Regions from separate parts of the Mus musculus genome. Here regions 2, 3, 4, 5, 6 and 7 are each linked to region 1. A link is a loop called in an ENCODE intact Hi-C map of the cell type or tissue named here. Cell type or tissue: left cerebral cortex. All regions are shown on one strand. Region 1 holds the start of Plcb1 (phospholipase C, beta 1). Region 2 overlaps Plcb1 (phospholipase C, beta 1). Region 3 overlaps Plcb1 (phospholipase C, beta 1). Region 4 overlaps Plcb1 (phospholipase C, beta 1). Region 5 overlaps Plcb1 (phospholipase C, beta 1). Region 6 overlaps Plcb1 (phospholipase C, beta 1). Region 7 overlaps Hao1 (hydroxyacid oxidase 1, liver).

Region 1 (4,000 bases):
TTGATCTATGAATGTATATTTAGGTAACATTTGGGATTTATACCAGAATTCTATACATATCAGGTAAACCACTGGGATTCACCCTTAGATTATTTCTATTTAGTAGTCTTTTGGCTGAGTTTATAAAGTTTGGCCCACAGCGACCTGGTGTACTGGCTGGTTTTATGTGTCAACTTGACACAAGCTAGAGTTATCAGAAAGGAGCCTCCATTGAGGAAATGTCTTCATGAGCTCCAGTTATAAGGGATTATTTTTTTCAATTAGTGATCAATGGGGGAGGTCCCAGCCCATTATGGATGGTGATATCCCTGAGGACTATAAGAAAGCAGGTTGTGCAAGCCATGACGAAGCAAGCCAGTAAGCAGCACTCCTTCATGGCCTCTGCATCAGCAACTCGCTCCAGTTTCTGGCCCTGTCCTGACTTCCTGCAATGATGCATGTAAGCCAAATAAGTCCTGCTCTTCCCAATTTGCTTTTTGGTCATGGTGTTTCATTGCAGCACTAGAACTTGAAAACCAAGTACACAAAGAAAAAAGATTGAAAGCCATCTTTCTCTTCTCTCTCTCTCTCTCTCTCTCTCTCTCTCTCTCTGTGTGTGTGTGTGTGTGTGTGTGTGTGCATGTCCTAGTGTACCAAGGTGTAGGTGTGTAGGTCAGAGGGCAACTTTGAGGAGTCAGTTCTATCCTTCTACCATGTGGAGTTTGAGGATGAAACTCTGGCCATTAGGCTTGCTGGCAAGTGCCTTGACCGTCTAAAACCATTTTACTGGAGTCTCTTCTTCATACTGCTTCTTCTTTTCCAAAACCAACCTTTAGGGCAGTGTTTATTAGAATAAAATTCACTCATTTTATGTGTCTAGTCGTACAAGGTTTGTCAAATGTAAATACGCCGGTACAGAATCTTCCCATCATTCTCAAAGGTTCCCCTTGATGCCAAATTTTGCTCGCTACTGGCCACAGGTACCTGTTCGATCTACTTTCTGTCACCACAGAATACCTGGATTATTTCTACAGACCCTGCAGAGGGCATCTTGTTGCACGCTCTTGTTTGGCTTAAACTTTGTGTGATCATGGATATGTTCTGGAGTCTCTGTCCCTTCTCATCATGGAATAGTTTGGGGAACTTAGAAACTTAACTAAACTTTGTTTTTTTAGTCACCTATTGTTTGACGTTTACAAGTTTCAGTTGCCTTTACCATTGCTGGACAAGTTTCCTTTGGGTATGGTTTCCTTTCTCTTGAGCAAACATCTAGGAGCAGAAGTTTTGGATTGTGTGATACACAAATCTTTAACTTTATTAGTGGTTATTTTCTGAAGTATACTTGCCACTTTATACCCCACCCTCCACCTTTGTGATGGACGGAGATTCTAGATGCTCTACAACCTCTAAAACACTCGACAGTATGAACCTTGTGAGTGAAGATGACATCCCTATACCTATGATTCTATATGACTCCCACCCTGTCCCAGGCCCTGGGCCCCACTCCTTTCATCTTTCTAAGGAATAAAAGCTTTGCTGCCCCCCTCCCCGAGCTTTTTATTTCCTAAACACTGTTTGTGGGCCATCTAGGTTATAGGCTTCAAACTTTCTGGCAGGACAAGTTTTCTCTGGAGTTCTTGAGCTAAACCTCTCAAGTGCTTCTCTATACAAAATAAGAACCCTTTCTTTGAAAAGGCCGGAAAGCACCAGAGAGAAAGAAAGCCTAGGGCTCTCTCCCCGTTCTGCCTCAATGTTCTTCTTTACATACTGGTTAGGATCTGATTAACCACTAACCATATCTTTCCCAGAAAGCCCCCCAAACGCCAGCCTTGGCTAGGGGCACCGGGCATGCTCAGAGGGTGTGCGGCGCAGGCGTCGGCTGCAGTGGGGCCCGGGAGCCGGGAGGTGCCGCTGCGTCCCCGCTTCCCGTTGCTGACCCAGCGCGCAAAGTTGGGCAGGGAGCTGGGGGAGGAGGACCGCGAGCGAGGGTGGCGGAGCAGGGGCGGGAGGAGCGGAGGGAGGAGGGGACCGGAGCGTGTCACTCGCGCGCTCCCTCTGTGCACAGAGGATGTGCTGAATGGTGCGCTTCCAGGCGGCGGCCGAGCAGGATCCAGCGGCGGGCGACTCGCACTGCCCGGCTCTGCTCCTCCGCGTCTCCCGAGGCTCTACAGTCACCGCGGGCTCCAGATCCTGCGTCCCGCCCGGGGCATGGCAGGCTGCTGTACCCTCGCGTGTCGTCCCGCTTACTAAGCGGCGCGGGCCAGAGGTGCGGAGGCCAAGAGGCCGGAGGCCGGCGGGCAGCGAAGCCCAGAGCCTGGTGAATCGAGAGCCAAGCCCGCTCGCGCCCGGAGCTCCGCGTCCCGTCTCCACTGCGCTCGCCCGGGCCGCCCGGAGCCCCGATGAGCCCAGATGGCTGGGGCTCAGCCCGGAGTGCACGCCTTGCAACTCAAGCCCGTGTGCGTGTCCGACAGCCTCAAGAAGGGCACCAAATTCGTCAAGTGGGATGATGTAAGTGAGGGGCGGCGCAGTGGGGTGCGGACCGGGCACCCTAGGGCGGGCTGCGTGGGGGTGGGGCGAGGGGCGCGTTATGCAATGGGGCGCTGGAGCGGGAGCGGGCAGCCTAGGGCGCACAGGTTGCCAGATGCCTGGGTGGGTGGTAGAGGGTGGCAGCTTTCCGCGCGCTCTCCTCCTCCTAGGGGGTTTAGAGTTGACATCTTTGCTGGGTCTGGCCAGCACCTCCTGAGGGACTTAAGTCTTTGGGGCCAGTGGAACCGAAGGGACATGTTTTACCCAGTGACAGGTCCTGAGAGTTTGAAAAGAGCATGAAGTTAGAAGCAGCTGGATAGCGCTGGAGAGTACTAGATGCATCCCCCACCACCTCAGCTAGCTAAGGCATCCTATTACCTCCTTTGCCCTCTTTCAAGAAGTACTAGCTACTATCCAGGTCCCAAACCTTGCAGTTACTGCTAACCCTTGAGCATTTTTTTAAAATGCTGGCCAAGCAGCAGAGGACACAGCAGTACAGCCGACAGGTGGTCGTTGATGCCAAACTTTAGCGCCTGACTGCAGAGTGAGGGGCCTTAGAAAGGGCTGTTGGTGCACACCAGAAACGGATTGGTGAGCAAACTAGTAGCTGTTGGGGCCGAGGAGCGCAGGATGGACTTAGAGACAGGGCCAGGTTTTGAAAAACAAGCTTGCTTAGGTCTTCACTTTGAAATAGACCCACAACTTCACCCTCCGGTTTACTTGCACCCGTTGCTGTATAGGAGAGATCCTGGCCGGCTCCAGGACTTCCTATGACCTCTCCCTTCCCTCCACCCTAGTTACCTTCAGAACACTTGAAGGCTTCTGACAGAAACCTCCAATGGAATGCACATTACCCTATCGATGTGGCTTCCTGGGTGTCATCCAATGGGTTTGATAAGAACCACTCACCCGAATAAACCTGAGCTGTCAGGATCTAAAGAGATTCCAGTCCTAATGATTAACACATCTCCTATCAGGAGCAACTGTAGGAGAATGAACCCGTCTTCTAACTGAAATGATTTCCCACCTCCGTAAATTACAGCCTGTTATCCTTCCGGGTATTTTACTTTAATCTTCTTAAGCCAATTTCCAGTGTCTGAAAACAATTTAAATATTCCAGGTAGTGAATCCAATTACTTAGATGAGTGCATCCGTGTCTATATTTTGTCCAGTTGGAAGCGCAAACTGAACTTGCAGTATGAGCAGAGCCACAGCCTCCTTGAAATCTCTTGCCAATTACCAAATGATGGAGGCAAGGATGTAAACACACCCTCTTTACCAAGGGCTTTGCACTTGTCTCCTTTCTGTCCCAGTCTAATTGGACCGGAGGCTGTTATAAATGGAATAGAATCGAAACAATAAATCAGACACAGATGAATTGTTTTTGTTAAGAAGACAAAAGGAGAGTGCAGTTCAACAAATGCAATGTTCTCATCCATAGACATCCTTAGGTAAAAAGCAAACAAAGGGGTGGATCTGAGAAAGAGGAAAAGGG
Region 2 (4,000 bases), 490 kb after region 1:
TCATCAGTGCTACTTGAAACACTATCCCAAAAATTTGTTTTCATTGTTATTATTATTGTTGTTGTTATTATTATTATTATTATTATTACTACTACTACTACTACTACTACTACTACTATTACTATCGCCGTGTGCATACTTGAAAAATCAAATGTCTTGTTGGAGTTTAGGAAAATGTTTGACATCATGGCAGACTTAAGCAAGTAAACTCCACCAAGGAATGAAGCCCTCCTTGCTCCATCCTTGGGTTGTTCTCCTGTGAAATTAGATGACACCTGCAGTTTAGTGACATGGGTGTTCCTCTCATTTCCCTTGCCACACACTTTCCAAGCCTAGTCAGCAACATCCGCCATAACACTGCAGAAATTCCTCTCAATGCATTCATAGCCATCCTGAAATCCCTGGGAACTGTAGCTCAACCCTGAAGTACATGCCCTACCTTCTCCCAGCATCTCCCTTGTTACTAATCCTGATGCTTGCACCAGGGGTTCTTGTCACTGAGGGACTTAGCCATTTAGCATTTAACTCTCAGATCACAGAAGGAACAAGTAAGAAAGAAACTCTACTGTGACTGAGGCTCCTTCTATTCTCCCTCTTGCCCTGAGCTGCTCTAGAGTCCCATGTGGGCTCTCCCAACAGCAGTTCTTAGAAAAGAGATACAGTGCTGACGTTGTGTGTCAACATTGCATCTATAGCCTTGGTTCTCAAATTTGCCCTTGCCAGAGTACTGCTTTCTCTGGGTTTCTTTTAACAAAGTATTACAAGAAAACCGTGTGTAGAGGGAATAAAACTGCCAAAAGCACTATTAGGATTACAAGAAAAGAAGCTAGTGTGTCCTAGAAGTGTGTGGTGACAGCCCTCCCTTCCCCTGTGTCTTCTGCAGGCTGCTGCCTGCTCCTGCAGGTGCTGTGGCTCAAACCCCAGGAGATACAAGATGTTCAGTTGTAAAACTGCTCATCTGCAGGAAATATTGACCGGTTTAAAGATCTGCCTCACAATTAAGGTGTGTGCATAGATTACCCACACAGCACCTGCGGGAAAGACAGAACTAAAACGAAGGAACAAAGCCAACTTCTCCCAAGACAAAGTCAAATGAAAACTATATGCCTTAGCTAATTCTTTCATGTCTTAATTTACTGCGACCGAGGAAGCCGCTGAAAGCTGCCCTAGCATTGTATTGATTAGAATCCTACTTAAATTCCACCTATTGACTTTCTAGCCCCTGTGGAAGGTTAGGGAGGAATGGCACTGTCCTTCCTCTGTGCATTGAAAACTGCTCTTCACTCTGAGACTCTTATCTTCACAGACCTCTCTGAAGTATTTGAAATGGGCTAAGAATGGGGGGGGGGGAACAAAAGCAAATAAATGAACTAAGACCCCCCCCCTTTTGCTGGGACAGCCATGGTATGCCTACTGTTGCCTGGTACACCGGGTAACTTCCAGCACCTTCTTTCTCTTGTTGCTTTTCCTTCATTCCCAGAAGGCCTGGACTAATAGGGGAAGCAGAGGCCTAGCCCAGGAAGCCTGTGTTTTCCTTCTCTGGCCTTTCCTTTGATGACCTCAGTGTTTGCTCAGCAGCTAGACACTAGCCAGAAACTCACAGCCTTGTCTTGTCACAACGAAAATTCTTTCTGTTCAGAAAATAGCCATACAGGAAATGTAAAAATAGTAAAAGGCAAAGGCGAATGGCAGCCTCAAGGAAGGAAAGGGACCCTGGTAGGCCAAGACACCTACGGTACGCTGTGTCTTCTGGGTTCTTCCCTCATCACAAAAACTTTCCTAAGATGACCTGCCATTTCATGTGTAAAGTCTTCAGACTATACAAATAGCTCTTTTCCCTTCCACGAAACTTACTATCAGGATATGGTGATGACAGTCGCCGCTGTTACACCTCCCACCTTTCCGCTGTAGAGAGATGGGACTCTGTTTCAGTTGCAGAGAGAAGGCTCTATTTTCACTGTTCAGAAAGAGAAACAGCTAGGCAAGCTGACCTATGCTGAGCCACAGGCAGTTTGTCCCCAGCCCTGCAATCCCCAGAGTATCATTCACACCAAAAAGGAGGAACACACACAGAATGTATGGAACAGACAAGTCGTGATATGGTGGCTTGAATATGCTTGTCCCATGGAGTGGCACTATTAGGAGGTGTGGCCTTGTTGGAAGAAGTATGTTGCTGTTAGGGTGGGCAATGAAACCCTAGCGGCCTTCAGATGAAGATGTAGAACTCTTAGGTCCTCCTGCTCCATGCCTGCCTAGACACTGCCATGCTCCCACCTTGATAATAATTGACTAAACCTCTGAACCTGTAAGCCAGCTCCAATTAAATGTTGTCCTTTATAAGAGTTGCCTTGGTCATGGTGTCTGTTCACAGCAGTAAAGCCCTAACTAAGACACATGATCACAAGGAAACAAGACTGGATAGTCCATGTTAACACCCAACTGAGGAACTAGATGGCTATCAAATGGAAGCCAGAGATAACTGAGGATTTCTTTAAGAGACTTCAGCAATTCTGGGAGCTAGGTCTTAATTCCAAACCCTTGCAATCTTTAGAACTCCAGTTTTAAATATATATAAAATCTCCAGACTTAGGAACAAGACTTAATTTTGGACAAGAGATAAAAATCAACTGCGTTACCCAATACTGCAGCTAACATGTAGAAAATGAACCATTTCTGTATACTGTATGCTGTATACTCATGTTCCTATATGTTCTTTTCTACATTTCCTTAGGAACTAACTCTGAAAAACATAAATTGGAGTCCAAAAACATTTGAGATGTAATCCTTGGAAGCAGTAGAAAGGCCACAGGACTGAGAAGGAGGAAAAGGCATTCAGAGAAGCTCTGTTCTCACTGTGCATAAGCAGAGCTCAGTAGTGGGGCAAACATTGTATTAGTATGTTGGGCATCCATCATCCACTGTGTTTGAGGATGCTATAGGAAAGTCCTAACTTCCAGGAACTCCCAAGTAAGGCATCAAGTAGGGAGATGCAAATGGAAGTTGAATCATATTTCCTCCTAGACAGTGATGCCACCTACTACAGTCTCCCTACCAGAAAACCAAATGTTTATCTTGATTGCAGTAATTTAAAAGAATTTTCCACCTGGTGGCACAAGTCTGTGATGCTGGCTACTTAGGAGGTTAACATAGGAAATCTCAACTCCGTGACCTGCCTGGGAAGCTTTTGAGGCATAGTCTCAAATTGAGAAAGTGATCTGGGTGGTGTAGCTCAGAGGTAAAGCACTTAACTAGCATGTCTGCATCCTAAGTCTGACCCTAAGTACAGAAGAAAACAACAAGCAGACCAATCTCCACATACTCAAAGAAGAGGCCCTCCCTGGTCCAGGCTGTCCACACAACTGCTTTCTTTGCCAGATACCTGATGCCAGGTCACAAACATTTTGATTTTAAAACCACGGACTGTGCATCTAACTTAAGAACTGCTGGAATTGGTTATAATGGCAAAGACGTATAATCCCAGGATGATCTGAAAGCTTAGGAGGAGGAAAGTGTTGTTTCCTGCTTGTGCTTCCAGAAGTCTGCAGAGCAGGGTTCCCATGATGGATGGACAGTCTCATGACACTTGAAACGATAGGATGGTTCTGTGTTCCTTCTCAGAAAGTTTGGGAGAACACACAGCTGGGACTGCCTTTGTGCTTTGGAGTAGATGGGATTAAGGAGAGTGAAGGCTTTGCATCTGTAAAGTCAGGATCCATTTAACTTAGACATCATGGTCAAGGATCTAAAAGACTTTGCCTCCTTTGTGTTGTGGTCAGAACCACAGAGCAGTGCACTCATGAAATGCAGTAGAGCTCCCTCCCTGCCCTCTGAAAGCCTCAGTTCAAAGGGTAGATCTGCACCCGGGCAATCCTAGGCTCCACTTGCAAATATAAGTAAGGCTGTATTTTAAAAAAGAAAGGGGACAGAGGATGATGATGACCTCGGGGTGCATGTCTAGCATATAAGGGGGTGGGACAGAGGTGTTGCTTGTACTAGAGGG
Region 3 (4,000 bases), 470 kb after region 1:
ATTCTGGAAATTCAGTCAATAAACATAAATTGAGTCTTTATAATTTACTATGACTATTATAGTCTTACATTTTCAGCCCAATATCAACTGAAGATGATTTAAAGGAAAATGAGATTCAAGCAGTAGGAGTTATGTTTAAATTGGAAAAAAATACTTATCTTAAGCAAATTAAATGTAATGACAATTTTGTGAAAATAAACTGAAGATATTTTAAGATACAATCAACCTCCATTATAGTTTTGAAAGATCATTATTCATTGTAAACTATAATTTATCTGCAGGACTTGTAGAATTCAAATGCCTTCTTTAAGATGCACAAACCCAAGACCATTTCAAAAACAGGAAATAAATGTTTCTGTGAGCTGTCTCCAGCACATCACAAACACTTTTCAACAATCCTGTGGTCATCTCATATGTACAGAACAGTAGGTATAGGGACTAGTCACTGCTTAACTAAAAGATCCAGAGTATATGCCTGTGGGTATTTTACACATTCCAGAGAAGGAAGGGGCTCACGTCAATGGTAGATGATTTTGCATAAGTGGGATTCTGCTTCATAGCCAGCCGTCATTCAAACTGAACTTAATTGTGTTCTGTAAATAGCCACATTACCAGAAATGCTGTGGATATCCTGTTGAGATTTTTTAAACATTATCTTTGTGCACGTTGTTAGGAATAATTAATGCACTTGAACTTGTACCCTGGCTGACATGGTTTGCTGGAATAACACATTGCTTTAGAGGGTTCTCCTTTGGAGAGTACAGTCACTAGCCTCAAGTTACCCTAATTGGTAAAAAAGTAATATGATACCTAAAATGAGACAAAGCAATTACTGGCCTTCTATTAATAATCCAAACATATTTTCCAGTGAGACCTGTGAAAACCTTTTCATATTCAGAAAATTACTATTCTACCCACAAGCTCTCTGAGAATTGAAATAATTTATCAGTACCAAATTCCCTTGATTTAAGGCTTATTAACTTGAAAGGGCTTGGTGACATTTGCAATTACACTATAGTCTTGCCATGACATTGGCCTGTGCAGTTGCATTTCAATGAAGAAAATAAGAAATAAATCCATATATTTGTTTTAAATATAAATTTTACTACAGTGTGTAGGGAGATATGCATTAAATACATAGGGAGACAAGTTATTTTCTGCTTAAAGACTTGAACGTATCGTCTAAGGAATGCTATAGATAACGTTTCTAAAGGAATGCCTCTGTGTAGCTGCAGGCCAGTGCCTTAAATTCTGAAAACAAACTAGAAACATCATCATTTTGGAGTGGAAGTTTCTAAAATCACTATATTAAAATTATACTTCAAGAATTGGCACAAGAATTCAATATACAATGAACAATTCGTTTGTAGTGGTTCCATAGCTTCTGGCTAATTCAACGTTTGTTTTATGATTCTAAGACAAAATATGCAAAAGGGCTGACTGTCTAAAATGTACTGGTTAATAATGTACTATAAAACACTAGCTAGAGTGGGCAGGTAGCTCATCAGCTAAACACTTGCTACTCATCCAGAGGACCCAGGTTTGATTCCTGGCGTCCACGTACAACTACTTCTAATTATAAGGAATCTGACACCTCTCTGGTCTGTGGGTACTCGACATGCATATGGTTCACAGACATACATGCAGGCAAAATATCATACACATAGAATAAAATACTAAAAAGAAAATGATAATGATGATAATAAATCTATGGGCTCTATTAGAGTATAATAATTTAATAAAATGTAGTTTAAAACTCTTTGAATGTTAAATACAAATTCATCATAAAATGATTCTTTAAATACACAAGTATGTAATGCAGAAAAATAAAACTACCATCCTGAAATGAATATGAACATTAAGATCGTGGGTTTATGGTGTGAGTTATAGTTTCAAACCACTCGGACTCAAAGTGTGCCTGCTGCCACCACTGTAGCTGGCTTACCAAGGACCTCGGGAAAATTTTGAGACTTCCTAGCACCTTGTTATGTCAGTAAAATGTTAACAGTAAAAAGTAGTCCCAAGGACCAAATAAAAATATTCAGGAGGTGCTTGCTTTGCAAATAGCAAGTGCTCCATATTAATGTGTGTGGTCCTTTTGAGTATATTATGTATATGCACATACACAGTCGATATGTATCTCCTATATTTTATTTATTTCACATGTGGACATGATGTTACCAAGATCATGGGATCTGGAAATACTATTGCTGACATCAGAAATTCTTAGCGTCATTTCTCTGTTAAGACTGCCTATGTAAGAACATAATGCTGGAGAGATGGCTCAGTGGTTAAGAGCACCGACTGCTCTTCCGAAGGTCCTGAGTTCAAATCCCAGCAATCATATGGTGGCTCACAACCATCCGTAATGAGATCTGACACCCTCTTCTGGTGCATCTGAAGACAGCTACAGTGTACTTAGATATAATAATAAATGAATCTAAGAAAGAAAGAAAGAGAGAGAGAGAGAGAGAGAGAGAGAGAGGGAGAGAGAGAGAGAGAGAGAAAGAAAAGTGTCAGCCCTTCACATCTGCCTTAATGCGTCATGCTTCCTACACCAATTGCCCTAATTCACACCATAATACTTCAAATTATACTAACATTCTTAATTTAATCTTTAAAAGTCCAAGTCATGGTAGCAACAGAAGGTCACTAAAGGTGTTTTATATTAGATGTCTGAAACAAGATTCCCTCTTTTAGATCAGATACTTGCATATATTGCATATTACATATTATATATACTAGACAAGTTCTAATATACATCATATACACATACAAATACATATCCAGAACAGTGCAAGTTCTAGCCAGTGCTCAAGGAACAGCAGAGATAATTGTGCAGCTGAGAACACAACACAGATGAGTATTGAAGTATGGGATGAGAACAGAAGTACAGAGCGAGGAGACAGTGCACCCAAGGGGAAGGTGTGTCTGTTCAGAGAGAGACACTGAAAACTGACAAGTAAGAACTGAGGAGTCAGACAGTGGCGGATGATGCTCTTCGATAAGATCAGCTTGTGTCTGCTAGATGATGCCAGGGAGAGAGACATTTCCTAGTAGAGTAGGGTATCCCACTTGGGGTTCATAAATGCAATGAAATTGAATGTACTTGAGTTAGGTAGCAGTACCATTGAAAATTTTTTTGCCAAAGATTTTAAATCTTCCTCTCACGGCCAAAAAGTTGGCCAAGTCAACTTGCCTATCTGGAAAAGCAAGAGAAGTTTGTGTCTAACTCAGACAGACAGACACTGGCATCCTCCAGTCAGAGGCATTCCTTTTCATAAGCAAAATACAATTCTGGAGGCCTATAACTGGGCTGCTCCTGTCTCCATTCTATGAGTGGCAAAACACCAATAAAGTCCTTCAGGAGGATTTCTGATGTTCTTAAACCTGAGCTCTTGAGCTAATTTCAAAGCTGTGTCTAAGCATCCCAAGTATTGTTGGTACAGAGATCTTTCGTATGTTCTTACGCATTGTTTTGTTTTCTCAAAATCCATTTTTCTAAAATAGTATCCTTTGCTTCCTATAAATGAACTTAGACAAGGAACTATGACTTCATTTTTTTCATTCTGCAAACATGGGAACTCCACTCTCGGCCAAGTGCTGAGCTACATTTTCTGCTCCGTTAGGAAGCAGTGTACAATTTCAAACAATGATTTTTTTTAAGTGTTCTATTAAAATACAGTTAAAATATATGACTATGTTTAAAAGGAAGGGTGTTTTCTTTCTTCTGGGGACTTGAAAATAAAAATAATCATCCAGGCACATACCTGAAATAGGAAGCCGCGTGAAAAATGTCCTTCCTGTTAACAAAGGCTCAGATCCATGCTTCCGGTTTCCATGGCAGCCCAACCAAACACAAAACATAAGTCATAGAAGTGGCCTTTTATATCAGTGGCTCACTTCCCAAACAATGGGACAATGAGCAATAAGAAGCAAATAATTGCTGGGGCTTTTCTGCCTAGGAAAGTGTTTTACAACATAACAAATAATGGAACCC
Region 4 (4,000 bases), 110 kb after region 1:
ATCAGTTATCTATTGCTGGGAAACAAATCACCTTAAAGAAAGTAATACTCTTTCCCTGTGTATTCATTGTCAATTTTGTCTGTTGTTGGCCTAAATTGGGTTTTCTTTAGTGCTTCTGTAACTGGCCGGGTAGAAATAAAGCTTCTAAAGAGACAATATGCCGCTCAGTCTGACTATCAGATTATGGAAATAACGGACCCAAGAGTATCTCCCGTCACAGAAATCTTGTGACGGGAGGAGGCTCCAGTCAGATGGGGAACTTTTTTTCTGAAAACACAAAACAAAAACAAAAACAAAAGCATAAGCAAAAGCAAAAGCAAAAAAGATTCATAACATGTCTGAACATTTCACAGAATGAGACTGAAGCCCAAACAAGGATCAGTGGTGGGCAGGACCACGTCTTAATAAGGACTCTTGGCATGTACCTAGTATTTAGTTTAATGTCATTTTAGAAATCTGAAGATGGACTGAAGAGGTCACCGAGTCTCTTTGTCTCTCCCAAATGTGGCCACATTGAATAAATCTACTTTTTTGTTTTTTTAATTATATTATTAATTTCACTGTTTGAATTGGCTTCTTAGGAATGGGTGGTCAAATGGCTTGTTGGGGTACAGACTGTGAACTCCAAGGCTAAGTTCTACAGGTCTCCTTACCTACCCTTCTTTCCTTCCTCCCTCCCTCTCTCCCCCCTCCTTTCCTTCCTGTCTTTCCTTCCTTCCTTTCTTTCTTTCTTTCTTTCTTTCTTTCTTTCTTTCTTTCTTTCTTTCTTTCTTTCTTTCTTTCTTTCTTTCTTTTCTCTCTTTCACTGGAGAAATGCCAATGAACTCTGTAGACAAATGTCCACACCTACCCTCTTTCTTGATTCTTGATAAATCCATATTTAAAAGAAGTTAATGTCGGAAGTAATCAAACCTATGCCTTTATAAGTTTCCTTAAGGAGGGCAGTACTGCTTCTCACTATGGTTGTACTAAGTAGTTTGAAGAGTGTGGTTTTGCTGATGGAAGAATTGTGTTTTCTGAGGAGATTCTGACGCTTTATTTAGATGAGCACACATTTCCCCAAAACTGTGTGAAGACACTGGTCAGTCAAGCCAAGTTTTGGATTGTTGAACCTTCAATTTAACAACACTCCTTTGTGTCTATTCTCTTTCCACAGATGCCTCGAAAAGTCCTAGTTCTAAGGACGATGTCACTCAGTGCCTCCTACATCAGTGGGATATAATTGCTATATTTAGCTCAAAACTTGGGCCAGAAATGCACACATTTCAATTTTGCTAATAAAATGAGCATATTCTGCTGAGAATAGTTTCATCCAACAACTTTAGAAATAACCGAATTGTAGAGTGGGTTTTATATATAGCCATTTGCCTCATACCGAACAAACTAAAAAGCAAAGTAGAGGATATCAGAGAATCAAAGCTCTTGGTATCTGTTCACAGAGTGATGCTTTCTATATGGATAATGGGATACTTCCTTGACCTGTGAATATCTTATCTTATTGCACTTATTGGGGTAACGTTGTGAAGAAGTTGGGGAAGCTGATGCGAGGGCAGTATGTCTGAGTGTGAATGTAAGCTCTGTATTGTGTTACCTCTCTATCACATAATGATCTTTTTATACTTACAGAGTAGAGATAATAGGAGTGGTTATACTGTAAGGTAGTTTTTGAGAAATGTATAGGTCTGGATATGTAGAGTTTATCGGACAGTTTCCAGGGTATCATGAAGTTCCTGGAAGAGTGGGATCAGGGTAGACTTCATCTGAGACCACTGTCTGGCTCTACTCAGTTCTCTGTATCACTGGTGTCTTTCCTCCCCCTTTTTCCAGCAGTCACTGGGGTTAATCATGTCCCTTCAGTCTCCTGTCTTAGCCCCCGTGGTTTGCAGCAACTCAGCTTAAAATACTTTATGGTGCTGGCTTGTTTTATTTTAGTCTATGTATTTTCCCCACTGAGAAATACTGGGCAAAATTTATATAAGACATGAGACATACAAAATGAAATGATGGTCAGGGTGTGTGCACGCGCATGTGTGTGTGTGTGTGTGTGTGTGTGTGTGTGTGTGTGTGTGCATACATATGCATCTAATTTCAAAAGTATGCAAACATATGCCTTTGATTATTCTTTGAAGAAGGGTTATCAACTTCTTTTTAGAAAAGACCTCTCACTTTGCCTGATCCTGCCAGTTAACTGTTCCTGTGGATCATTCAAATTGAGTCATGGGAAAGGTAGAAATAACAATGACAATTGCAAGAGATATGTAATATTGAAGTCAACTTTGATGCTGTAATGCATGCCAAATACTTTTCGGGAGGATTGTCTTAATATGTGTTGCACTTGTCCATTGAACCTTTCATAATCCAGAACTTGTAGAAATGAGAAAGAAAGCCTGATGTCTGACAGGGAGCCATGAGTTGTAGAACAGTCTCTTTTCATTCACCTCATTGTCTCCTCCATTGCCTTTTCACAAACTGCTCTTCTTTCTTAACTTTTCCTCCAAAGCTTGTTTTGTTGCTTACTGTTTTTTATTATTGAGCAAAAAATGAAAACATACATTCCGCATCTCCGTCAGGGCTAGGGGGTGAAGACAGAATGTTGGCTTCTCCCACATCAACACAGTGAGATGCAGGGATGCGGAGTACTCTGATTTCCTCACTGGATTGACAGCTCATGCATATGGCAAAATCAGCTTTCAAAACAAGTCAGCTTCAAGCAGCAAACAGCATCTTAAACATTTTTTTTCTACGATGCAAACTATTTTAGTGCAATTCTGGTGAGTTTTAACATTATTTTTTTTTTGTCTTTTCCAATGGGCAAGTTATTGATTAAAGCTGGAGACAATACATCTTAGTTCAAAACACTGTTCACCCATAGTTTTGGTTGGTTCAGGGCTTAACTGAAAATAATGTTTAGTTGTTGTTCTTGTTTTAAACACTTCGGCTGAATGATTACCCAATAATGTCCCCCAAAATGAACAATTTTGTTTAGTGAAAGTCAAATACTTGGAACTGGAGAGATGGCTCACCACTTAAGAGCACTTGTTGCTCTTTGAGAAAACTGGAGATGAATTCTTAGCATGCATCAAGGCTCACAATCATCTGTAACTGCATGTCTCTGTTGCCTGGTATTGACTTTCTAGTGTCTACTGATGCTGATGTTTATGGTTAAAAATCTCACTTTCGGCTAGGTGTATTGGACCACCAGGAACTCCCAGAACTAGGTAAGCGGAAGCAGGAGGATCTTGAGTTTACATTTGGGCAGCTATGCTGGCTAGTTTTATTTCAAATTATCATCAATTGAGAAAATGTTTCCATAAGATCCAGATATAAGCATTTTCTTAGTGATTGATGGTGGAGGCCGCCCATCCCATTGTGAGCAGTACCATCCATGAGCTGATTGTCCTGGGTTCTATGAGAAAGCAGGCTCAGCAAGCTATGAGGAGCAAGTCAGCCACCAGCACCCCTCAGTGGCTTCTGTGTAAGCTGCTGCCTCCAGGTTCCTGCCCTTCTTGAGTTTCTACCCTCATTGCTTTTGATGATGAGCTGTTCTGTGGAATGATGAGTGAAATAAACCCTTTCCTTCCCCAAGTTGCTTTGGTCATGGTATTTCATCATAGCATAACAAACCAAACCCATGTCTTGCAGTATGTCTCAAAATGAATAGTTTGTTGTAAGGTCTGTGGTTGTAGATCAACACATGCTCAGGTCTTAGGTTTAGTCCCAGGACCATGAAGTGGGAGTTAATAAAACAGAGCAAAACCAAATGTAACTTCTGATCCTTCCCTTTTTGAAAGTGAGATCTGTTTAAGATTCTTATTTCTGTCAATAGTATATGAAATAATTGATCTAAGTTTTTATCAACTGTCTGAGTCATAGAGAGACATTAAAGAATTAGAGAGCTGCTGTTACATAACTGGCCTCAATCCCATCTTGTACCCTTTTACTGAGAGAGCAAACAAACCTACGCAAATATGGAAGAAATTAGCCACCGCCTTTGCCAACC
Region 5 (4,000 bases), 310 kb after region 1:
ACCAGAGAGTCACTGTCCTGTGTTGACAGAAACAATTTCTGTAAAATGTTCTCTCACTATGAGACATACATGCTCCATGGCGTGTCCAAGACCCATACTCAAATACTCACAAATAAAATGGAACAAAATATTTTCAATGGTTTTGTTTTTGAGTTGCGGTTTGAAAATGGGGGAGTACTCTAGAAGGTTCCCTTTACTCCCTTTGGACTGGAAATTCAAATTATTAAGTTGACGTTGACTACACATTCTTCACTCACAGTGTGGATTGGGTGAGAGAAGCTGACTGGAATTGTTTTGTGTGTCAGCTTCCTCTTTCAGTAGCAAACCTGCTCATTTTCAGTGAATGCTTACTTTTGTCAATCATTTTTTTTCCTCAGCCAGTTCTTCTCAGCTTGATAATGAAAAAGCAAGCAAGTTCATTTCCTTTCTGTTGACTTTCCTAGCGTTCCAGCCTTAAGGCTTTTGAAGTAGTCCTGATTTGCACGGAGCTTGTTTGGCTGTGTGAGTCATGCCTTTTATGCAGTTTGCATTGGCAGCTACATCTCCCAAATGGAATTCTTGCAATAAACTGTTCAAATAGGTCTTTTGTAAGTTTGCATAAAAGAATGTTTTATGGAAATATTTGACACAATTGTGTTTCAGAATTGGGTAGTTTCTATATATATATATAAAAAGGAACATGATATAAAGTTAAACAATGTAAGCAGGAAATGCTTGTTTTTGTTGATTCCACTTCCTCCTACACCATTCATGATGAAGAGTGATGCAGCAGGTTACAGTTTTAGACTGAAGAAGTAAAGGGAAATGATGAATATCCCTTGGCCCACAAGAGAACGCAGACAGAAGCCAGGACCTAAAAATATCTGTCTTAGAATGTATGATATGATTAAAGCTAAACAGAGGTAGATTTTTCTCACCTCGATATAGATTTGAGTGTGAAAATTTGCTGCCTTAATTTCTGTAAAGAAAAAGTTACTATTTGTAACGCCAACATATTGATTGTATTACAGTGAGGCATAATTGATCTTATTAGTTTGTGATAATATATAGTTTTAATAATAAAATTACACAGACAATGTGAAACATGTGTTTTACTTCTGTTAATTTTCTCCAGCTCTTGAATTGCTTTCAGTGGTGTCAGAGCAGCAGCAATGCCATTCTTCTCAAAAGGACAGAAGTTCATGTTGCAGGGGGAAGCATCAACCTCGGTGCCTCATAGGCCATTCACTTAGAGAGTGGCAGCTCTGACAAGCTCTGAGGGAGCCTTGGGGGCCCTCTGATTCAGATGGCTACCTGATGAACATCTGGACAGGTGCCCGAGGGCCTATGGTTTTAACCGATTTGAGAGACACAAAAGCAGCTCTAAGTTTCTGAGAAACAATTTGAGCAACGCTAACACCACAGCCTTAGCAGGGTTGCTGACTGCAAGTTGGTTTTAGAAGCAAGTATTAAAAAAAAAAAAAAAAAAGGTGAGACTGGAGTTAATGAAGACTCTAAGGCTCCTCCTCTTCTTTCCCTTCTGTCTGTCCTTCTTGTAGTGTGGTAGCTCTACCTTGGGTGTTTGAGGACATCTCATAAGCTTCGCATTCTGACTTCCATTTGGGAAAGGACTGGTGTGTTCATTAACTCCGGGTCTACCCTTATTACCTGTGCTGGCCTTCATACTTAGACTTCCTGTTTCTAGGCCTCTTATCCACCTTCTTCCTCAAGGTCTCCCTTCTCTACCTCTTTCTGGTTTGAATGTCTTCTGCATTTGTTAGTCTCTGCCTTACGTTTACACATCTTCCGAGCTCAGGGAAAGAGTCATCTCCACACACAGCGTCTGTGAGCACTCTATTGCAACTTCTGTAGATCCTTCTCCCACATTCACCAGGCTTGCTTTGTTCAAAACGTTTATCACACAAAGATAGTATCTTTCAGTTTGTCACGCTTTCTTCCCTTTTCTTAAAGGGATAGAGTCAGTAACAGAGGGGACTATGTCATGTTTTTGTCTTTAACTTCCAGTGTGCGGCATTATTGCTTCACACAATACATAGTCAACGAGACCCTGAGAAAGCTAAATGAAAGACTTGTTATTCAGAGGGTGGCAAAAGTATATCCCAGATCTAAAGTATTCAAGGAAAACTTATTCTCTGAGAATGCGGGGTGATCTATTTCTATTTTCCCTTGAAATGACAACAGTGAGCAGTGTTCTCATCTCCTACGCCTGGAACTCTTAAGAAAGATAGAGCCATCCAGGCAAACTAGTAATAGTCAACAGGCCACTGTGGAGGCAGATTTCATCTGCAGATATTTTTTGGCAAGAGGTATGCTAAGAGCATTTTCTCACCCCTTTTATTTATTTATTTGTTTTCCTGCTTGCTTAGTTGTTTTTCTTGTGCTCGAGACAGAACTCAGAGCTTCAGGCATGGTTAGTGTACGTTCTACCACAGAGCTACAGTCCCAGCCCTCAGGACAGTATTAATCATCACCTTCTATTGGCATAATTAGAAATCCAGCCAGGGAGAGACTGTGATAGTACACAGTATACACATAGCAAGTTGTCTGTATGCACACACACACACACACACACACACACACACACACACGTGTGTGTGTGTGTGTGCACATACACACATGCACAATCTAATCTTTTGTGCAGTAGTGTATCTAGTACCTTACCTATATATACTTGGGAAATGTCATGTTTGCCTTTATAATATTGCTGAAGGTTACCTATGAGGCAGTATGCTCATTTTGCAAGTAGAAAACTGACCTAGAAAGACAGGGACACAAATAAATAAAAGCTAGTTGATCTTGGGTCTGTATGCTGAGTCTGAGGTATTGACTGACTGATGATATTAGATGTTGGCATACAGTCTTAAATGCCTCCTGTAATAACATCAAATGCCACGTATATAATATATATGTGACTAAGGAAGCTAAAAATATAACTGTATCATAAACATGCTAATGAATTTAATTGCTTAGGAATGAAATGAAAATACAACATTTTTGCTTAGGCTCATGAATTTTATGAACAGAAACACATTAAAACTTAAAATAAAAAATAAATTTGCATTTTATTTGTGTTTTAACTGCAGCCCATACACGCCAACAGCAAAACGTTTAAAATGTTAAAAGTCATTAAATGCATTGTTGAGCATTTGAAATATCTGTTTGATATTTGTTATTGAACTATAAAATGATATATGAGAATCTCAGTAAATACAGTCTGTCTAAAATTAATTTTGGAAAGTAATTCAAAAGATAATGCTTTGCTTACAGTTCTGCCAGCAATTATTAAATATGTTTTGAGGAGAAAATTGCTATCTAATTTACCCATCTCTCTTTTGTCATTTTATACAAAACAAGATAAATATTCTTTAGTTTGTGAAGGCTGTTGACACCAGTTACAAGCCAATTAATTATAGATGAGTTACCCATGCATTTGATCATAAAATAAATTGGATGTGGCTGCTGGACCAAAGCTTTAGATTATTTTATGCAGATCAAAGCACATTTTGAGTAACCAATGGTTGCTGGGATCATCCATTCGGATGACAGAAAACAAAACAAGTACCCAGTAAGTTTATGAGATATTTTTGTTGGTAAAGGTACAAAATATGTTTTGAATAAATAAGCCAAGTATAGAAAAATATTTGAACTCATTATATTTTCAGTTCACTTAATGAATAGCCATTTGAGGAGCTCATTAGCAACAGAAATTTAGCCTTGCTTATTAAAGGGAGTGTTATTTTTAATCGCTGCATTAATTTGCTAACCTAGTAGATAATCTTTATTCACAAGTACCCAAGTTTCTCACCTCTTTTAGTATATAATATAATAATGACTTTGCAACGATCTTTTGGTTTTTTGGTCACTCACAGTTTATCTTTTAGGACACTAATAAAGCTAAGAAAACAATCAGTTCCAGTCATCAACTAAACAGCCAAGGGTTGATATTTGCATTTGTTTGTGTTTAACTTTAGAATGGCGTGTAAAATCTTAGATTCATTTG
Region 6 (4,000 bases), 540 kb after region 1:
ATACAAAGGACACCTCTCTGAATAAACCCCATAATTTCTTTCTTTTTGCTCTTAGCCCGAAGCAACAAGCCAAGATGGCCGAGTATTGCCGATTAATCTTTGGTGATGCCCTCCTGATGGAACCACTGGAAAAATACCCAGTAAGTAGCTGCACTCTGCTCCCTTGAAGGAGAACATTTATCAGTTACAGCTGGGGAGATATGTCCTCTCTGTAGATATATGATCAGCGAGATCTGAGCTGACTGGTGTCAGAAAATATGTGTCTGTTTCCTTTTCTTTATCCAGCCTTATCCCTCCTCTGCTTAAAGTGACACCATTAGTGTTTGTGAACAAATGTCTATTAACCCCCAAATAAGTTACTGAGGACAAGCCAAAGTAGTAATTCCACCAAAGTCTAATTTGGTACCAGGGAGTTACTTATAGGAATATGGATGAAAGGTTGTTGACAGTGGTGTGAATAACTCAAAGGTAACTACATAATCCAAAAGCCCACTTCAGCATGGGCATCAACTCATGGATGCTATATCCCTGGTGCTCCCTGCCTGACAAGTCAGCAGCTAGACCGGTTGAACAGTCCTCTCCCGATTCACACCCCACCCCACCCCACCCCAAGCAGTCCATACTGCTGGTATAATTAGGGAAAGAGGCCTTGAGAAGCTTGTAGGTTTCAGGAACTTCCTGAGTGTGTGAGATTTGTTGACTTCCCTTACTTCCGGAACATCATCAGCCTCCCTCTTTCCCTCTAGGAGAGAATGTTTCAGTTGTCAGTCAAGATTACAAAGTCCTCAGCAGTGAGAGTCAGCTCATAAAAGACAGTCCAAGAGGAGATAGCACTCTGTAAATACCACCATCTCCCCCCACCCCCCAATGGATCTTTGTCACACCCTTTGGAAGTGAATGCAAAATGTGGCAATACTGGTTCCTAAGCCTGTTTCTGCCACCTGCTGTCCACCACCTACATTTACCTTTGAGAAAACACTCAACTTCAGTTGCATCCATGAACCGATGAAATGCCCCAACTCTCCCCATGGGTATCCAGCAAAGAATAAATAGTCACTAAATACTATTTAAGCCTCTCTCTTATTGCTTATTTTTCCTTTAAACAAGATATTGGGGAGCTGAGTAAATCTGATTCCCTAATGGACAGTTGTGAGCCCTGCCCAGGGTGTCTGGCTGCTTGAACAGAGGATTGTCGGCCAAGTAGCCCCTCGTTAGCAGCCAGCTGGCCTGCCCTTATGGCAGCCTGACAGCCCTGAGCATTATATGCCTGCCTTGAGGGAGCTGTGCTGAAACTGCAGCTTCTTGCTGCCAAAGCAAAACGATTCTCGCTACCTCTGTGTTAAACAGCAGGCACCAGACTTCTCGCCATCACCAGCCTCAGCGACCTCTGAACAGCCATATTCACCCACGGCAGAGGGGAGCACAGTTCCTGGTGGCCCAGCAGAAATTTGTGGTTAGCGCAAGCACAGTACTTAATTGGTGTGGGGAATTCTGCAATGCAATGGGTTTCGGACACACCTGCCACGCCCCCTTCACCACTGTAGAATGGAAGCAAGCTGTTTAACTGTGACTCCACAGAGAGATGGCCTTCAGTGCTGCCCCCTGGTGTTGCAGCATGAGCAGTCCATAAGACAATTCTCTAGCCTGCTGTTCTCTTAAGGCTGAACTGGGGATAGGAAGAGGAGCTGGTAGGAGCAGCAGCAGAGTAGCACCAGATGACACTGGGATTCCAAAGAGTGACCAAGGTGAGGAACAAAGGTGCTGGACGAATAATGAACTGTAAAGAACAGGGAAGGGAAACTGGGCCGTATTTAATAGAAATCGTTACAAAGAAAGCTAAGCCTTAAGTTCCCAGGATCGAGACCTATAATACTAGGATTTTAGGTGCTCTGGGTCCTTACACCCTAAGCTCTTTCAGGAGATAGAGCACAAGCAGGCAATAGTGCCTTGCTGCTGATCACTGCTGCAGGAAGCAGAGGATCATGACAGCTGCCCAGTTCCAGACTACTGGTGGCTAAAGCTCAGACTGAAAGCCTGTCACCATGTCACCATACATCTTTAGCTTCTTAAGCCTAGAGCAGTAGAAGCCTGGCTCTCTGTGCTTGAAGCTATATAAGACATGGAGCATACGAACTCCAGGTCCCAGGCTCAGGTCCTCAGGGGGCCCAGCTTAGAACAAGGGAAGATCTTCTCTTCATCTCCCTGGGACTCCTGAGTAAGAGGACCCTGCCCAGTGGATGGGTAGCAGCCCCATCCCTGTTCATAAAGGCAAAGAGCAGCCAGAACCTAAAGAAGCCTCTTCTTCCTGGACACTTTGGCCCAGTATCTGCATATTTTCAAGTGAGTTCATACTGGTCCCCAGACTCATGGCAAGCAAAGGATAGAGGGCCAGCTTGTGGGACTTCAAAGGCCTCTCTAAAAATAAGCCTGTCTTGTGTCTTGCACATGCTCCCTGATACAGTAACTTATAACCTTCTCATGGGAAGTTGATTTCCCAGTATATGGACAAACTTGCAACAGTGAAGTAAGGCTCAGTAAGACAGCTCAGATCTAGGGGCAAGAGGAAAATCTGAAATTATGTCTGATTTGGCTGATGCTAAAAGCCCACCCGAAACCAACACAAGATGTTGCTGCCCCTAACGCTTTGTCTGAAACAGTGACTTATTTGGAAACTTTTACCCAACTTCAACAATTCTTTCTGTCCAATGTTTGGCCTTTTCCCAAAGACTCAGGTCAGAGATGATTTATGTATCTGCAGTAAAATGATTGGACTTGCAGGGCCCGTCAGAAAATGCCTGAGAGTCCAAGGTCAGACCATTAAATCTACCTGTACATTTCCGTGGCCTCATTTTTTTTTTTTTTTGTAGTTTCATTGTAGAAAATGAGTTAGGTCATTTAAAAGCATCTTTTATTTAAAACAAATGCAGGGCACAATTAGAATGCTTTCGTGAACTATGCTGAATATAGTAGATGCCAATCTAGAGGCTGTGCTATCCAAAGCAGTGGGATTAGAGAGGTGCCTGGAAGGAAGGACAGTATTTTTAAAGGCTGTGCTTTCTTTTAAATAGCTGGAATCTGGGGTACCTCTTCCAAGCCCTATGGATTTAATGTATAAAATCTTGGTGAAAAACAAGAAGAAGTCGCACAAGTCGTCAGAGGGAAGTGGTAAGAAGAAGCTTTCAGAGCAAGCTTCCAACACCTACAGCGACTCCTCCAGTGTGTTCGAGCCTTCGTCTCCAGGAGCTGGTGAGTGAGGGGCTGCCAGGCTCAGGATGGGTGGATTCGCAGATCTGCTGCTCTGAAATTGGCCTAGAAGGGCTTTCAGCTTTCAGCTTTCTCTCTTTGGATGGTTTATGTTGTGTTGCTTTTCGGTGGCACTCTTAACCACAAATTCTGTAGGTCGAAAGGTTTCTGAGAAAGCTTCTGGAATAAACCGAAGATGTCTTTCGGGAAGCTCTTAGGAAGGATTTTTCAAGCCCTAGAGGCCACTCACACCCACCGGCTCACAGGTCCCCCTCCCTCCAGCTTCCAAGCTAGTCATGTTGTTGTATCTCTATAGTCCTTCCTCTGTGGTCACTTTACTCTCTGACCACCACTTGAAACTCTTGTCAGCTCATAGCCTCAAGTTATCGGTTAGGCCCACTGAGAGATTTCAAGGCAGTCTCCTGCCTCAGCCTGATGTCAGATAAGGAGTCAGCTCATCTTTGGGTAGGTATTACACTGGCTTTCACGTGAGGCAAATCTGCTTTTCAGCAGAGTCTTGCTTCTAAACTTCATCATCGACCACATCAGCAGAAGGGAAGACAAGAGATTGGCAGACTTCTAATGCAATCATTGATGGGTTCTGGGCTTTGCAGTTCTCCCCTGTGTTATAAAGCACTTAAAAAAAAAAGAGTGAAGTGACAAATGACTTGCATTGTTTATGAAAGGGATTGGCATTTTTTTCTTTCACATTAGTTTGAAACTGACCACTTGTGAGACAAAAATTCAAAGGCCATTG
Region 7 (4,000 bases), 240 kb before region 1:
GACAAACATTGGTCTGCATTTTTCATCCTCATACTTCTGCTTTTTAAGAATTTTGTGTGATGGATTCCTACAGTAGACAGCCTTCTGAGCCTGACATGGTGTCCTTGATAGCCATCCATGCTGGTGTGTGCATCACTAGCTTGTACCATCGGGCTGATCCATTTCACCTCCTGGAGGGAACCTTCGTTGCTTATTCACTACTGGGGTACATTAGGATAGTTCCATTTTCTATAGATGATAAAGAGAGTCACTATGAACATCCCCTTATAGGCTTTGGGGTCAATATAGATCTTATTTTACTTTCCCCAGATTTAGATGATGATATACAAAGTCCTAGAGATTATATTCAGATTGGAGAAGGTATGGACCTTCCTTCTGTAAGACAGAAGAGCTCAAGGCAATTGTTTTGAAAATTGTGAATATTTTCTTCAAAGTTATTAACTAAGTGCTGTGTCTGCTGATGAATGAACATAAGAGAAGAGTTAGAGCTTTGGTTAAGAGTATAAGCTTTGGTTACTTGTTTTGTTAGTCAAGCCCCTTCCTCAGAATATTTAATAGAAACTAAAACTCTTAATTCTTGAAATTTATTGTAAATGATTTTTTCTGTGATTCCTCAAAATCAGAACAGAAGTTAATAAGTCAAATTGTATCAGTAAACCTTATGCGAAACTAACTTATCAGCAGAATGTATATTTCCTATTTGCTTATGTCAATTAGTCTCCTCATTGCAGGCAGACTAAAACTAGACATTATTAAAATAAATACCTTGTTTAGACATACTTACAAGCCTAACCAACAGTCCTGTATATTGATTTTCTAGATTTAACTCTAATTCTCTTGAGGTTGAGATTGTTCTTGCAAATATAGTGAAGAGTGACTTCATATTGGAGAAATGAGGGGAAAGCCCTTCATTGAATAAAACCTGTCTCTGGGGGAGGGGGAGGAAGAAGAGAAGCAGCAGCAGCAGCAGCAGCAGAAACAGTTCTATCCTGAGGACCTGCTCGACGTCTGCAGTCTAACATTTGTCACACAGTAAACTAAAACAACCCATCCCTGAATGAGGTGATAGAGAAGTTTAGCATCTGGTTTCTAAAACTAGCTGGTTGGTAGGTTGGTTGGTTGGATGACTGGTTGATTGGTTGGTTGGTTGGTTGGTTGGTTGGTTTCTCCATAAGCTGTTCTTTGACCATCATAATTGTCATGGTTTTCCATCACACCACATGTTCTGTTCCTGGAAATCTGCTGCACAGCATGGACACTTACAGCACGATTGTCTGCTCTCCAATGTGAAGGGGGAGAGGCAGAAGCCATGGAGGGGTTTCTCATTACCAATCATCTCTAAGAGTGTTGTTGGAATGAGAGGAAGAGATTTTAATAGAGGGGACAGACACACCGGCTTTGAAAGGCATTAACATCAATATTTACGTATGACTAAAAGAACAATTGAAGACTTTATGAGGACACACAACACTCAAACCAAGACTCCTTCTGTCAATAAACAACAACCTTACACTCGTCCACTTGGTGGCGCAGTCACCTTAATAATTGCATGCTCACACATTCTGTAAATACATTTTCTGTTTCAAATATTACAAAGACTCTTCAACACCTACATTTCTGGGCAAAACTAAGTAAATCAAGTGAAATGGGGAAGGGTACATCTTGTAAAGTATCCTCCAGGTTTGGGTGTTTTACAAATAACAATAGCTTTATGAGATAGTCTCAAAGAATTTTTGACTCTCACTGAAAACTACCCCAAATTTAAATGGCTATCACCTCAATTATACAACAAATAACTCTTTGACATAACCTTATGTTTCATTCACTGCTGTCTACTTTGGGAAGAGCCTGTGAAGATGGAAAGAACAGCTGGACCATTGAGTAGCAAACTTTTTTAAAAACCAAAATGAACAAAGGAAGTTACAACAGGACTCCCAGCCTACACTTCACATAGAACAAAGGTCTAAGTTCTAAATAATCCAAAACTCAAGAGAGAGACATGCTCCCGCAGACATAGCCACTCCCTGAAAGATCCCAAATTCCATAGCACTGAAGTCTTATGGCTACTTACAACTCTAAACCACAGGGTTTCTTCATCTTAACTTTTCTCTCCACAAATTTAAAGCAAATGATTGCAAATGCTCTTTCCTCGTTTTTTTTTTTTTTTTTTTTTTTTTTTTCATGGATCAACGGAGAGATGTTGTGACAGTTCTGTTTATGTAATACTGAAAACACCACTAGCGAGTTTGCAGTGTTTCCCATGTAACAAACTGGGGCTAGCATAGCTTTTATCTACCAGAGAGTTGTCCTTAAACCTCCCCTTTGTCAGTGTCAATCAAGATGCAGCAGCAAAGGGGCAGCTTCTAATTCTGAAGTTATGATCCTGCAAAATAATCGAACTGTGGAGGAAGTCTCCATCAGGAATACCTTCAAAAAAAGCCAGGGCATGTGACAAACCTGGGTGGGGAGGCTCCTTTACGTCAGTGTGTAAAAGAAATGGTGTAGTACACTTTCTCAAATTAACCCCAGTCCGGTCAGTCCATTCAAAATGAAGCCCCTTGGCATTCTGAACTTTGCCTTATTCTTACATATTTGCAGCAGAGAATTTCATTCTTCTGGGTGGTTCAACTTATTTATCCTTTCGTGATATTATTTCTGGTCATGCTAATGCTAGTCCCAAGTCTGACCAAGAAACATCTCCAGCTAGCTGTTGGTCACACAAGTGGCCCAAGTTTCCAGAACTCTAAAATGTGGTTGTCAGATCTGTGTGCTGATGGACAGTGCTGGTGAGGATGCTCCCGGATACTTGTGGGAAGGAAAGGGGATGAACTTCACAAATGCCTTTGACCTTTTGTTATGTCTGATTGTTTTGTAGCCTTTATTGGAAACAGAATGGGAAGGCCCAGTGTGACTTCCTTCCTGCTATCAAGCCAAGGCGACCAAAGTCAGCCGAAATTCTCTTAGTTGCATATGACCAACTCAATAGAACAAATCAAGGGATTGTGGGTCAAGCAGAGAACCACAAGGCAAGGGAGAAGTTGAGATGTCAGAGAAGGGATCAGACTTGACATTTGTTGGAGTACAAACACTAAGAACCAGTTGTCCTTTGAAGAACTTTGCTCAAGGCCTTTTTATTTCTTTTTTTTATTTATTTATTTTTATTACATATTTTCCCCAATTACATTTCCAATGCTATCCCTCCTCCCCCATACCCTCCTCCCCCACTTCCCTACCCACTCATTCCCATTTTTTTTTTTTTTTTTTTTTTTTTGGCCCTGGCGTTCCCCTGTACTGGGGCATATACAGTTTGCAAGTCCAATGGGCCTCTCTTTCCAGTGATGGCCGACTAGGCCATCTTTTGATACATTTGCAGCTAGAGTCAAGAGCTCCGGGGTACTGGTTAGTTCATAATGTTGTTCCACCTATAGGGTTGCAGATCCCTTTAGCTCCTTGGGTACTTTCTCTAGCTCCTCCATTGGGAGCCCTGTGATCCATCCAATAGCTGACTGTGAGCATCCACTTCTGTATTTGCTAGGCCCTGGCATAGTCTCACAAGAGACAGCTACATCTGGGTCCTTTCGATAAAATCTTGCTAGTGTATGCAATGGTGTCAGCGTTTGGGAGCTGATTATGGGGTGGATCCCTGGATATGGCAGTCTCAGAATTATCAAGTTCCATGAAAGATGTGGCACTTGTCTTTTCCAGTTGTATTATCTGTGCCATGGAGAAAAATTAATCCACACTTAGGATGGTATTCTATTGGGAGTGCTACAGAATTCATAGAAGCCATGGGACTCTTCTGGTTGGTTAAAACTTGGACACCAAGACTTCTATGCCTCAGAATGTTTCTAGAATTTCTAGTGTCAGCAAGGTAATCTGTCTTACTGTTCTTTGCTTCTTCTCTTATGGTAGCTGTTGTGGGGAGGTATTTTATACCATGGAAGTATAAATACCATGGGTGTATTTATACTTATGGATGCTAAGTCAATGTATAGTTGCT

What was found. A loop is a pair of places that touch in the nucleus more often than their neighbours do. Peaks named below come from ENCODE experiments on the same cell type or tissue, not always from the same donor. Only the 100,000 strongest peaks of a DNase experiment are listed, where the experiment ranks them.
Region 2: a loop joins it to region 1, with 2.9 times the contacts of the local background. A loop is called at or near these places in 7 of 42 quality-filtered maps.
Region 3: it touches region 1 in a loop (3-fold over the local background); 5 of 42 quality-filtered maps call a loop at or near these places.
Region 4: a loop joins it to region 1, with 2.9 times the contacts of the local background. A loop is called at or near these places in 2 of 42 quality-filtered maps.
Region 5: a loop joins it to region 1, with 2.5 times the contacts of the local background. A loop is called at or near these places in 2 of 42 quality-filtered maps.
Region 6: a loop joins it to region 1, with 5 times the contacts of the local background. A loop is called at or near these places in 28 of 42 quality-filtered maps.
Region 7: a loop joins it to region 1, with 3 times the contacts of the local background. A loop is called at or near these places in 9 of 42 quality-filtered maps.

The regions. Positions count from the first base shown.
Region 1 is chr2:134,784,145-134,788,144 of GRCm38, forward strand. It overlaps Plcb1 (phospholipase C, beta 1), which reads left to right and starts at 2,020. Exons shown (of 32, transcript NM_001145830.1): 1 at 2,020-2,487. The coding sequence starts at 2,389. In left cerebral cortex, a CTCF peak has its summit at 1,886; DNase peaks (open chromatin) are centred at 1,957, 2,499, 3,320 and 3,675; H3K4me3 peaks cover 2,344 bases; H3K27ac peaks cover 1,904 bases.
Region 2 is chr2:135,273,570-135,277,569 of GRCm38, forward strand. All of the region lies in intron 9 of Plcb1 (phospholipase C, beta 1), which reads left to right. Among named protein-coding and RNA genes, the nearest start is that of 4930545L23Rik, 60 kb to the left of the region's middle. In left cerebral cortex, no CTCF peak of the experiment used is centred here; a DNase peak (open chromatin) is centred at 1,800.
Region 3 is chr2:135,255,503-135,259,502 of GRCm38, forward strand. All of the region lies in intron 7 of Plcb1 (phospholipase C, beta 1), which reads left to right. Among named protein-coding and RNA genes, the nearest start is that of 4930545L23Rik, 42 kb to the left of the region's middle. In left cerebral cortex, no CTCF peak of the experiment used is centred here; no DNase peak of the experiment used is centred here.
Region 4 is chr2:134,892,382-134,896,381 of GRCm38, forward strand. All of the region lies in intron 2 of Plcb1 (phospholipase C, beta 1), which reads left to right. Among named protein-coding and RNA genes, the nearest start is that of Gm39941, 23 kb to the right of the region's middle. In left cerebral cortex, no CTCF peak of the experiment used is centred here; DNase peaks (open chromatin) are centred at 1,271, 1,865 and 2,611; H3K27ac peaks cover 2,077 bases.
Region 5 is chr2:135,092,510-135,096,509 of GRCm38, forward strand. The region is part of intron 3 of Plcb1 (phospholipase C, beta 1); the gene reads left to right. Among named protein-coding and RNA genes, the nearest start is that of 4930545L23Rik, 120 kb to the right of the region's middle. In left cerebral cortex, no CTCF peak of the experiment used is centred here; DNase peaks (open chromatin) are centred at 466, 786, 1,891 and 2,107.
Region 6 is chr2:135,322,555-135,326,554 of GRCm38, forward strand. It overlaps Plcb1 (phospholipase C, beta 1), which reads left to right. Exons shown (of 32, transcript NM_001145830.1): 13 at 56-140; 14 at 3,069-3,246. Among named protein-coding and RNA genes, the nearest start is that of 4930545L23Rik, 110 kb to the left of the region's middle. In left cerebral cortex, a CTCF peak has its summit at 1,606 (motif pointing left); DNase peaks (open chromatin) are centred at 1,229 and 1,586.
Region 7 is chr2:134,548,444-134,552,443 of GRCm38, forward strand. The region is part of intron 1 of Hao1 (hydroxyacid oxidase 1, liver); the gene reads right to left. Among named protein-coding and RNA genes, the nearest start is that of Hao1, 3.9 kb to the right of the region's middle. In left cerebral cortex, a CTCF peak has its summit at 1,531 (motif pointing right); a DNase peak (open chromatin) is centred at 1,521.